Regions from separate parts of the Homo sapiens genome. Here region 2 is linked to region 1. Evidence: chromatin contacts called from ENCODE Hi-C or POLR2A ChIA-PET data. All regions are on one chromosome and are shown on one strand. The core of a region is the stretch at or near the end of the contact, and the rest is flanking DNA. Distances in the headings are between cores, read along the strand shown. Region 1 holds the start of LINC03027 (long intergenic non-protein coding RNA 3027). Region 2 overlaps PIP4K2A (phosphatidylinositol-5-phosphate 4-kinase type 2 alpha).

Evidence for each region. A loop is a pair of places that touch in the nucleus more often than their neighbours do. ChIA-PET counts read pairs that join two places held with the same protein, here RNA polymerase II (POLR2A). Pooled maps may share reads with other maps.
Region 2: a loop to region 1 is called in a map of dorsolateral prefrontal cortex, with 3 times the contacts of the local background. The contact joins the enhancer-like site here to the promoter of LINC03027 in region 1. A Hi-C loop is called at or near these places in 4 of 168 maps with a recorded cell type or tissue (dorsolateral prefrontal cortex, head of caudate nucleus and posterior cingulate gyrus), 4 of 37 single-sample maps with no recorded cell type and 1 of 50 pooled maps. POLR2A ChIA-PET finds 5 or more read pairs at or near these places in 3 of 52 experiments (CD4-positive, alpha-beta memory T cell, HEK293T and OCI-LY7).

Annotation. Positions count from the first base shown.
Region 1 is chr10:22,434,527-22,440,731 of GRCh38, forward strand. It overlaps LINC03027 (long intergenic non-protein coding RNA 3027), which reads right to left and starts at 3,403. Exons shown (of 1, transcript NR_036533.1): 1 at 899-3,403. It overlaps LOC105376449 (a long non-coding RNA gene), which reads left to right and starts at 2,549. Exons shown (of 4, transcript XR_001747392.2): 1 at 2,549-2,625. RefSeq lists a silencer at 2,151-2,330 and enhancers at 2,801-2,850, 2,817-3,317, 3,151-3,310, 3,318-3,818.
Region 2 is chr10:22,535,794-22,541,998 of GRCh38, forward strand. PIP4K2A (phosphatidylinositol-5-phosphate 4-kinase type 2 alpha) reads right to left here. Exons shown (of 10, transcript NM_005028.5): 8 at 6,011-6,205; 9 at 4,178-4,281; 10 at 1-1,488. The coding sequence ends at 1,408. Among named protein-coding and RNA genes, the nearest start is that of LINC03027, 100 kb to the left of the region's middle. Within about 2 kb of position 2,203, at least 3 of the 41 ENCODE cell types and tissues checked have a DNase peak (open chromatin) inside an H3K27ac peak, as active enhancers do.

The DNA.
Region 1 (6,205 bases), core at 2,153-4,652:
TCTGATAGGCCACAATTATAAGCGATAAAAATATTCTCTAATAAAATGTATTGTGCCAATAGAAAGGTAGATTGCAGGTGTGACCTTTGGCAAGGTATGTAGTAGAACTTATTAGAGCCATGTGTTTGTAGATTATGTAACAGTTTTTAAGTGGTCAGGAAGGGGAGGATTTTGTGGTCAGAAAAGTGGAACTGCCCTATTTAACATATGACCCTGGCCATTCCCATCCCAAATTACTGTTGATCAAGTTACAGATAGTTGGGAAGCCCAGGTGAAAGGGAAGCCTAGAATAAGGCCCGACAAAATTGCAATAAACAGTAGGCCACAAAGCCAGTGGCCATTATCATTAAAAACACTTACTGAAGTATTTAATATAGAAAATAATGTCAAGAAAAATTGTTTTGCAAAGCACTATGAACCAGAAATCACTTAAAAAGGCTTTAACATATCCTCCCCTGATGTCTTTAGGAAAGCTAGAACATGACCAAAAACATAAGTAGACCTCCCCAGACTAACAGCTTTATGATCATTATTTGAAAGCATTTTGTTTTGCATTTGCATGCATCTCAGGTTTAAGTTTCCAAATTTTTAAAGCATTTAAGTGCTAATGCTCTAGGAATTTACTCTTGAGAATAAACACCACTAGGAACCAATAAATGGAAGCCCAAACTTTTACTGTCTCTAGCAACTTCAAACAGGGGCATACCTATAAAAATTTATATATTCAGCATTGGTCTCAATTGGGTTGCCTTTTACAGAAGCACTTTAATGGGACAGTAAACCAGAGCCCAGAGGAAACAAAAATCCTAATTTTGTGTTGTGGTTGCCAAATTTTCAGAAAAGCACAGATCTAAAGCCCAAAGGCTGCTAAATTGATTCACATGAACAGAGCCTGAGGCCAAGTTTAAGTGCGAAGATTTTATTAGGCGGTACAATTCCAAGGTGGTAAGGGTGAAAGGAAAGGCGAAGGCAGGCAAATACATTATTGAGCTGAAAACAACTTTACATTCAAGGACAGCTTCCAGACAAGCCATGTAGAACCAGCATGCCTTGGGACTGTGTGGATGGCAGGGAGACGAGTTTCTATGCTGACCACTTCATGCTTTCTGCCCCCTTTGGGGAAAGTATGCCTCACGGACCTCTAACTCTCCCACTTCTCTGGGGGCAGCACCTGACCCCTCCCGGCAACTGCTAGGCAAGAGCATTCTGTTCCTTCAAATTTCTCACCTGAGTCTGAGTCAGAGCATCCCATCATCAGAGCCTCTGTCAGGGAGGCAGTGCTGAAGCATGACCTTCACCTGGGGGAGGCTGTCGGGAGATGGCACTGGAGGCCAGGCCTCTACCCTAAGCGAGAGGTGCAGGCCGGGGTGGAGGTGGACGGTGGGACAGAGTAAATCCGGGGAAGCACATCAACCGGGTCTGGTAGGGCATAGCCTTCTTGGACCTGAGCCATTCCTACTGCTGATGTCCACTGCTTCTCAATCGAGAAACAGCACGGATTCAGCTCTCAGATTTTGTAAACTGTGATTTTCTCCCTTATTCCTCAACAACCACCTAGCCACGACCTTCTTTAACTCTTCCCCCAACCCCGAAACTTTTGAGGAAATGACTTTTCTTATAATTTGAATGTTAATAAACCGTACCCATTTAGAAACTACAGTTTGATGATTTGGGGCGACTGTATACGTCATGTTGCCGCCGCTCCTATTAAGATATGAAATTGTCCCACCACTGCCCCAAAGTTCCCCCGCTCCTGTGCATTCCATTCTGTCCTGTTCCACTCCTTTCCCAGGCAACTGCTTTGCATCGCCACTGTTGCTTCTTCTAGAATGTCCTATAAATGGACATCAGACCGACTATGGCTTTTTGGGTTCTTCCCCCCACAGCATCGTGTTTTTCAGCTCCACCCACGTGGTTTTGGGTATTAATCCTATGGTAGAACTAGCTAGATGCTGGAGAACTCATTATGCGCCGGTAGGTAATTTTAACCTGCATCGTCTCATCTCTATTCTGTCACAATAGAGGAAACTGAGGCACGCCCGGCGTGTGGGCGTGTGAGGGGGCACCGGGCCGACTTCCGCCCGTCAGTAGGCCTGGACCTGCTGGCACCCGCTGTCAAGATAGGGCCTGGCGTCGCGGCGAGGCATCAGCTCGGGCAGAAGCACAGCCCAGGAAGTGGGCGCGTCGCAAGCTCCACACCCAACCAAACCCGGGCAGAGGGCTCGGTGGGCGCGAGGCCGAGGGCCCAAGAGGCCGGGGCCGCTACCCCCTCGCCCCTGGGACGGCCTCCGGGTCTCCTTGCTCCAGCAGACAGGCCCGCGGCGGCTACTCCGAGGCGCAGGGGCAAGGCCGCAGCGGGCAGCGGAGGCCGAAACAGAGAACACACACAACGCGGACCGACAGCAGTCACCGCAGGGGTCGCCGGGGCGCGGCTCTATAAAGCCTCGGCTCTATAAAGCCGCGCTAAGCCGCATCGCGCTGCACGTTTCCTTCCGCGCGGGGCCGGCGCTACTTCCCGCCTTACCAGGCCGCCGTGCCGGGAGGAGCTGAGACGTCTGCAAGGCCGCAACATCTCGCAGCAGCTTTTCGCCTGCTTCCTCCGCTCGCTCTAGAGGGCACAGCAAGGTGCGGGGCTCAACCTGCCGCTTCCCCAAGACGGAGGTGGCCGCCACGCTCCCGCCCGCTGTAAACGTCCGAGCGGGAAGAGCGGCCTCTGGTTTCTGTGGTATCGGCTTCTGGTTTCTGTGGTATCCGGAGACTTCGTTTCCCGGCGCGAGGGAAACAAAGATGCTGGCGTGGAGCGGCCTGCCCGCCGCTATTGTCTGGCTGCCTGACAGGGAGCGGCCGCTTTCGCTTTCTTCTGCCGAATGGAACGTGGTGACTCGGGAGCCGCGGAGCGCCTTTCGAGGCAGCTTTGTCTGCGGAAAGGGAGCGCTGCGGACGGCCTGTCGGAATGGTCACCGCCCGCTTTCCGCGGGAGGCGCGCCGGGCACCGCTGGGCGATTTCTCCGCCTCAGCGAAAGAAAGGAGAAGCCGGCATTTGTGGCCGCCCAGTCTTCGTTCCGATTTGAGCCCTGGCGTCGGCGGGAGGTGACAGTGCTGTCCGCGCGCACCCCCTCCGTCGCCGTCAGGGTCGTGCTCCTTAGGTTTCCTGCGGTTTTTCTGCTGCTCTGAGACGGTCTCTGGGACCAAGTTCTCACAGCATCGTCTTCTCCTCTCGCAAATAATCTTTTTATGATGTTTGTTCTGCTGAATCCACCGGACGCCTCAGACACGGGCCCTGACGGCATCGCCGGCCTGGGGGAGGCGTGGAGAGAGGGGAGGAAGGCGGGAGGGCTGTGGGGCTGCTAGCTGATTTGGGGATCCCATCATCTTCGAATTTTTATGCAGAGCCCATGGAAGCGCCTGGTCAGAGAAGCGGGAGGAAACCGAACCTAAGAAAGGGGCTTGGAGTCAGCAGTGAAGAATCTATTGTTTATTTTAGTTTTGTTTTTAGATTCAGGAGGTAGAAGTGCAGCTTTGTTGCTTCCAGGTATTGCAGAGTGGTGAAGTCTGGGCTTTCAGTGCTGCCCCCACCCAAATAGTGTCCTTTGGACCCATTAGGTAATTTCTCATCCCTCAGAGTGACTACTATTTAAAAGGCAGCTATTGTTAGAGCTGGCAAGCTGCAAGGGCAAAACAAAACAAAACAAAAAACAAAACAGGGTTGGGGGGAGCATAGAATATTTTTTTTTTTTGACAGCAGCGTAGTAAAGTTTGGATTTAGAGCTTTTTGTTACTGCCCATCTCCCATACTCCTGTTTTATTTCTCTTTGTAGCATTTATAACCTCCTGGTATGATAACGCATTTTACACGTTTATTGGCTTCTCTGCCCACTTGATTTTTATCTCCTTTTGGAGAGCAGGGAATTTTTTGTTCCCTGGAGCCTAGCAGGGTACCTAGCAGTGTTCTGGGGGCTTTGTAAATACTTGCTGAATCAGTGGAAAAAAAAGAAACAGGGCACATTATCTAAAGTTATTGTGAGACAAACATAAAACCAAAAGGCGAATGATGCAAGGAGAAGTTATCTCTGAACCTGCTCTTTGTGTTTTGGAGCAGTAATACATTAGGAATAGCTAAGAAGGGGTCACGCCAGCATTCCATTTTCCAAATAAGAAAGTGAAACAAGTGAGCTCTCACTTCTAGGATGCCTTCCACTTCATTAGAGGGATTGGTTCTCTGAGGTCAGCCCATCAAAAATGTATGAAGAAAATGGAAGCCATTTATTACTGTTCATCTGTTACCCTCAGACATATTCTCATTTCCAGCAGCAGGGAGTTAGGGTGGCATGCCTCGTGAGCAAAACATGGGGCTTGGGGACATTCAGAACACCTACAAGATGGTGGTGTACACAGTGCTTGGAGGCATATCTGGGGAGTGTTTCAGCTGAAAATTGGCCACATCCTCCTATTTATTACACGTTTCAAAAATGGCCCCACAGGTTGCACATTTATAAGTGGTGGATTTGTTTTGAGGGAAGTGAGCGGGAGTACACTTTATTTTGGAGTGAAGAGGATCGGAGTAGCCACCTCCTCTAAGAAACTACTCCAGTCTCAATCTCCATTCCTTTGGAACTTTTCGTTAGGAAAAGGCCACATCTTGGCAGGGAAAGTTTATAACACCTGTGTCAGTACTGCTGGAAAGCTCTAAATAAAAAAGTTAAAAATTTAGTGTATTCCTCAATCACCCAGTAATTATCGCATCCTGGTACACAAAACTGGAGGTATCCTTGGAGGTCATTTATTCAACAAGTACACTGTATTTGTTGAGCATTTTTCATGTGCCAGGCATTGTTCTAGATGCTGTAGATACAGCAGTGAACAAAACACAAAAGTCCCCTCTTTCATATTATTCCACTCCCAGGGCCCTTTCATCCTTTCACTACATCTTTCTTCTTATTTTTACATTTGCCACAACCACCTTCTTTGCTAGTTGGTTCCCTTTATTCACCAATTTTTTAAAAACTCATTTCTTCAGTCCCTCAACTCATCTGAGATATGAACATGTCAAAAATATATGATGAAATACAATTTAAAAGTCAGATCCTTTTAAAAAAAACTTTTAACCAGAATGAATCCATTTCTAAAAGTTTATTTTTTATGCCTGTAATATTTAAAAAGCCTAAAAATGATCTTGCTGGTTTTCTTCAGTTGAGTGTTGTGTAAGTGAAAATTACTTCACAAATCCTACTATTAGCTATTATAATCAAATCAGCTTTCACTCTTCCATGAGACTGTTTCCTTCACAAGACTTTGGTTGACCATAACCAATTTTATAGTAATATACAACAAAAAATAATGTGGAGAATAGCAAAATTAAACATATTTTTTTAAAAAATAGAGGTGTTCTTTCCCAGGATTTTTTTTAAGAGTAAATAATGTTAGCTTATGGGATTGTAGTGCACAGCACAGCCCCATAAGGAATATTCAAGCCTAATTTATCTCAGTTGTATTATCTCTGACTCTCTTTCACCGGTTTTCTCTAAACTTATTTCCTGTTACTCAGCCTAAAATGCTCACTGCCTCAAATGTTCCCTGAAGACTATGGCTTAATTATAATTCTTCCCCTTCCACATTTCACATTTAAATGTATCTTATTTCAGACTTGTTTAAACATTCTTCTGAACTATCCTTACTTCCCTGCCTATCCTCTTCATCCTAAACCGAGGAAGCATGCTGAGCTCCTCCCTTCTGTCCCCCAAGTTGCTCAAGCCTAGGAGTCAAAGCCAGATTACCTAAAATGCTAGTGATACTCAATGCTGGTAGACATACTAGAATCACTTAGGAGACTTTAAAAATACTGGTTTCCTGGCCTACCCCTGACCAAATAAATTAGAATCTACGGCATTGGAGTCCCAGCACTGATAATTTTATAAGGCTTCCCAGGAGATTCTAATGAACAGCCAGTTTGATAAACTGCAACAGGCAGCCCAAGTATCTGTCCTCGGCAGTAATTGTCAAACTTAAGTGTTTCAGAATCACCTGAAAGGCTTGTTAAAACACAGATTGCTAGACCCTACCCGCTGAGTTAATGATTCAGTAGATTTGGGGTAGAGCCCCCATATTAGCATTTCAAACAAGTTCACAGGTGATGCTGATGCTGCTGGTTCAGGGATCATTTTTTGAGATTCTCTGTTCCAAGACACCAACAGAAACAAAGACATGC
Region 2 (6,205 bases), core at 953-3,452, 100 kb after region 1:
AGCACAGTTTAGGGCAATGAACTTTCATAAACCAGACTGGGGCGAAATCTCTTTTTAAAAAAATCAATCATTAGGTTGATAAATGTACATTTGGAGGAAAAAAAAATCCTTTTCCTTTTATTGTGAAAGACTGTCTACCATGTACTTTGACTAAAACACTCACGTAAAAACATGGCTGCAGGATACGTCTCAAAATATGACAAACGTTATTTCACCTATACTGTGACTTTACATGTAAACTTCAAAAATCACATGCTGTACATCAAATTTTTAGATTCAAAAGATATCCCTGTTTTCCTAATAATGTAAACAGTAAAACTGAGGGTTTCAGTTAAAGGGATAATTCGTAACAAAATCCCATTGTTGAAACAATGGTCAAACATAAACATCTTATAATTCAGATCTGCATTTGGTAACAGGAGAATTGAGAGTTTTGATGCTTTGCTGGTTTTCCCACAGTGGGAGATGTAGATACCATTGCCCCAAACTATGCACTTTTCAGGTAAGCTTTACTTTTATTTTGTAGCATTAATTCCTATATTGCAACGTAAGGGTGAACAATGAAGGCTCCAGGCAAGAAAAGAGAAGTAAGCAGTTTTCCTGGACATATTGGCCGAGGTGAAAAATGTATAGAGAATCACTGGGGCATCAGCTGCTTGTTGCGGGAGGGGTGGGGGCTCTGGACACCAGGGGGTCCTGACAAGGCTGGGGCCAGAACCCTGAACCAGTACACACGGAGACGCCAGCATTCTTCCGTCCAGTGCTGGGGGCTCAGGTTATCAGTGTTAGGGAGAGTGTCTGCGTGCGGGGTAGAAATGGAACATTCGCTGTAGGTTTTTTCCTTGGAATCATCATCATTATTATAATAATCATCATTATTATCTTCATTATTCTGAATACTGTCTCACATCTTTCAACTCCAAAAAAAAAAAAAAAAAAAAAAAACTGATCCACAGTTTGTTGTGTGATGCCAACACGGTGCCTGACATCATGCACTTCCTTCTCCCCTCCCCCACACGTGTGTTCATTCACTCACTCACTCACTCACTCATTCATTCGGCCATAGCTGGAATCAAAGGGTCTTTGTTGGGACACATACTGACCGAAGTGGATCTGTTTTAATTAATTTATGACTTTTAAAATGCACACGCGCGCACACACTCACCCCCCCCCAACACACACACACACACATATACACAAAGTCAGAAATAGCTAGAACGATGCTGGGAAAATCAGGTAGCTGTAAAGCGAGTAGCCCCCAAATCAGTCATCTTGGCCTGAAGATGTAAACAAGGAGGTTTGCTTCCTGCAAGATGAGTACTTCACTGAGTTTGGTTTTCATTTTTCCTACACCGAAGCCACCTCTGTCCATCCAATGTTCATGTCTGTCCGAGGCTGCGCAGGAGGTTACGTCAAGATGTGGCCAATAAAGTCCAAAAAGCGCTTTGAATACTGTTCTGGGTTCACGGTGGAGATCTCCGCGCCAGCCTGGGCAGTTTTTAAAAAAGGAAATATTGACATAGTGTTTATGATTTCCCCAAATTATTACTCAATATCTACAGCTATTTCCAATGGCAACTGAATATACAGCAAGCAATTTTCAAATCCATGCAGTCTCTGCTCTGAAAAACATCACTCAAAATATCTTGGCGCTCATGGTTGAATAAGCAAGGTTCTTACAAATCTGTGTCTGCAAATGAGACAAAGGGCGACAGGAGCACCAGATGCTACCACACACACCGGGGCTGTTGCAACTCACAAAAAAATCAAACAGGCCACGTTTGGGATGTTACTATCAAAGAGTGGAATTGTTCAGAAGTCACGGAAACAATACTTATGTTATACTTTTCAAGAAGGCAGACTGGAGCCACCTTGAGAATGACATCAACATTTGGCGAAAGGGAAACCTTAATGACGATGACTTAAAACCGCATGATTTCTTCAGGACCCCTTCGTTTCTGGACAGAGGCCCCCAGCTCAGTGCTCAAACATGAGGGGCAACAGCAGCAGCCACAGGTTCTGGGACAGCTGCCCCCAGCCCATTCCCTGCACCGTAACCAGGTGAGGCACAACACTGCTGGCTCCATCTTGCCCACGGGGGAAGGAGCTGACTTCCCTCTGCAGCAGCACACAGGGGTGCCACTGTTCCCCTTTCTGAGCCCTGCAGAGAGCAAGCAAGCCTGGCCCCCTGCAGAAGCACGGTGAGGGATTTTTCCATGATGAGATGCAGGGTGCAGGCCAGCACACTCAAGGGAGTCACTCACTGGCCAGTTTCCTGAGCTGCAAAGGGCAAGCACGGAGTTTTGCTAAGTGAGCATGTGCTGTTTTTAGACACCCATGTTCACCGGGGAACTTGTAATATTTCCAGGCCTCGGCTGCATGGAGGAGCCCAGGCTTGAATGCAGAGAGAATGGTCCCCCACAGCAGCTTAACACAGCGTTCCTTTGCTGACAGTAATGTTTTCTTCTTGCAAACTACCTGTGATTTTATGCCGTGTGGCACACTATGGAGGCGAACTTGTGGCTTATGGGGAGATGAACATGGAGCCATATTGGCTAGGATAGGAGAGATGAACATGGAGCCATATTGGCTAGGATACACTCCAATTTCACAGGATGTATAATATGGGAACAGACATTTACAAAGCATTTGTCCAGACAACTCTTGTATCTCTGGCAAAACCCCATCAGCAAGGCAGTAGGATTTCTGTATGAGGTGAAAAAACAGGAGCTCCAAAAGTGTCCCCTTGAGGTCATACAAGTGGGAAGGGTCAAACGAGGATTCCTCGCCAGTTCTCTCTTTGCCACACTCCATGGTTTTCAACCAGAGGTGAGCATCAGAATGACCATGGAGTCTTCTGAAGACCCCTCCCTCACCCTCCTGAACTGGCCTCAGAAATGACGGAATGGGGGTGGTGCACCTGGTGCGGATGTTTGTTTAAAAAGAGTACTCAAAAATTTCTGTTGGGGGGAAGCCACCAGGCACACTTGCTTACTGACGTGCTCGGGGGCGGTGAGGTCCCAGTCTGTGCTCTGCACACAGCAGGAATACCATAGCTATCGACAATGTGACTGAAATATTTCTTTGGCAAATAGAATACTGTGTTTGTTAGGCTGATTTCTATTTTAAAATAGAAAAGAAGAGGTTTCAAGTGAGTTTTTGGTTCTGGTGAATCTTCATTAGTTCTACACAGTCTGTGGGAAGCACCTCTTCTTCCAGGGCCAACAAACCAGGGAATACATTCATCTGTGTGGGGTGGGCTCTATGGCTTTCAGGACCTCTGCAAAACAAAGATGGCACCCTGCAATACAAGCCTGAAACTTGGCGAGCTGTAAAGTTCAGCCAGGCAGGAGGTGTTTGCAGGCAGGGCAAGGGGATGAGCATGAACACAGAGCCAGGAGGGGGCTGGGTCCGGGGGAGGAATCTCATCTCTGCCACTTGCTACTATGAGGCCCTGGCAAGTTACTCCTGAAGCTATTTTCCTCAGTTTCTCCAACTGACAAAAGCAGGTACACTACTATCTCTTTCATAGGCTTCTCATGGGGGATAAAATAGCTTAACATATGGCTAGAGCAGTGAAAACTCCCATCAAGCAACATTAACGGTGAGTAATATTATGCAACTTTGATTTTGCACTCAAGAGATTTCTGTAGTAGAAAAAATACAACTCACTGTGAGAAAAGAAATATTAATCCTGTATACTTGGGAAGTGTCTTAAGCAGACAATCATGCTTCAGTTTTGAATATTTCATATTAGAACACTTCATTATCTTCTTTTGCACTTTTATCTCTGGAACATTTTTCAAACAAAAAAGAATTTGTGTAACATCCTAGTGATGCGCATGCCTGTTAGTGTCCGCCATGTGTAAAAAGAAGAGATGTTCATGTTTAAGTGACTTCGCTGGAAGCCACAGGGAGCTGTGGTAAGAGCAGCAGTGAGCAGTAAGCGTTTGTGGGTTCTGTATCTTACGCTCAGAACATGACTTGCCCCCAGGGAACAAGCGTCACTAAAGGGCTTTGAATGGCTCAGTAGAAAGCAGCTCAGTGGCAGAAAGGAGTGATCCCTGAGTTACAGGTCACACAGAGGAGCCAGGAGAGAGAGAGAGAGAGAGAGAGAGGGAGAGAGAGAGAGAGAGAGGGAGAGAAAGAGAGAAGGAAACAAAATGGAGATACTCACGCCATGTTTAACAGTTTTTGCAGCATGGGCAGCTTTCTTTTTTGCATCATAATGAGTAAGGATGTCAATAATTGCCATGAAGTACACCTCCTTCCTAGGCGAGTCTGCAGAGACAGGAGAGCAATGACTGTGGGACATGTGACAACACCAGTGCCAGCATTGCTGCTGAGGGAGGGAGGGAGGGAGAAGTGAGCCTGGAGGGAGGGGATTCAATGGAACGCGGATGGAAGGAGTCCAGAGACAAACTCTACACCACCCCTGCGGATCCTGACTAAACACACAGCTTGCCTCTCTGACCCAGTCCCCCTGCAATTTAAAAAGAAACAACCCTAACAACTAAAAACATCATCACACCAGGGTATCAACAGTGGAGATCCAACGGTGGAACGGAGTCTTTTTTTTTTTTTAATTTGCATTTTCTTTAATAATTGTGTATTGCTTTGGTGTGAAGAAATATGCTATTTAAAAATACCCTATAAAACAGAACTAATTATGTACACTAATCCTTTACATCAAATGGTAGAACTGTTCATAATTCTCACTGGATACAGTATCAGAACTGGATAAAGGCATACATCCACTCCAATGTCTATTTTCTTTTTTTGAGACAGAGTTTTGTTCTTGTTGCCCAGGCTGGAGTGCAATGGTGCGATCTTGGCTCACAGCAACCTCCACCTCCCGAGTTCAAGTGACTCCTGCCTCAGCCTGCCGAGTAGCCGGGATTACAGGCATGCATCACTATGCCCAGCTAATTTCATATTTTTAGTAGAGATGGGGTTTCTCCATGTAGGTCAGGCTGGTCTCAAACTCATGACCTCAGGTGATCTGCCTGCCGCGGCCTCCCAAAGTGCTGGGATTACAGGCATGAACCACTGCGCCCGGCCCGTGTCTGTTTTCTATCCATTTCCAAAAATATGAACAGTAAGAAAAGTACATTTGACTATCTAATTTTCTGTGTTGAAGAAAACATTTTGGTGAGCAAAACAGAACAAAACAGAACTCAGATCCTCAGCTGATATGCCATTTGAGATTAAAAAACAACTGATGAGCCACAGTTTTTATTATTCAAAAACCAAGAAGCTGTTTTTATCCTATCACAAAAATATTTTGGTATTGTCACGGATAAGTTGCTAAGGTAGGATGTAATATTCAAATAACTGGTGCACCCAATCACCTGGATACGGTGGATTAAGATTTATCTGACTCTAGGGAAGAGGGCCATAGGCCCTTCCATGGGGGAGGACAGCAGAGCCAGACTCAGCAGCAAATCAGATTCCCACCCCACCCACAGGGCCCATCTTCACACACCCTTCACACCCCTGAGAGGGAGAGGGCTGTTGGTAATGACAAGAGGACAAGCTAAGGGTCACAGAGGATCACATGCATGTGCCTAGCTTAGACTCATGATGCTTTTGACTTAGATAAAAAAGATAACTAGGCAAAAACGTATTAATATTTTAAAGCATTTCTGATGTTATTTGTGAACATGTATGTGTGCATATGTACATGCATGTTGTGTTGTGTGTGCACGTACGTTGTATGCCAGTGTGTATGTGCATATGTACAGGTGTGTTGTACATGTATAGTATAGTTCGTGGTTTTGCTGTATTCCCTCAACATCACAGAATTCAAAGGTCCGATCGCCTTATGTTTCAGCACTGAGATCACGGTTAGCTTTAACATACTCTTGTCCCCAAATCCATTTCTTTGGAGTTTGGAGGATGAGTGCTGCCGGGCAGCACCCTCATAACTGGGGTAGTGCTTACTGGTAGATAACAAGGCCAAAGTCAAACCACTTCACATGCAAAAAGGGTCCACAGTAATCAAACTTACTTTCATGGCACTTAATTCCATAGACGTCGATGTTCGGATCGAACTCCCCGGGAGCCAGGGGTGGTGAGCTGTTCAGTGTATTCCCGGGGCTATCTGGGGGGGTTCCCACCGGGTGGGTGCCATCGCTCTCGCCCTCCTCCTCCCCATCGTTCTCCTCACACTCCACTTCCTCCTGTTCGGCTCTCTCCACATCAT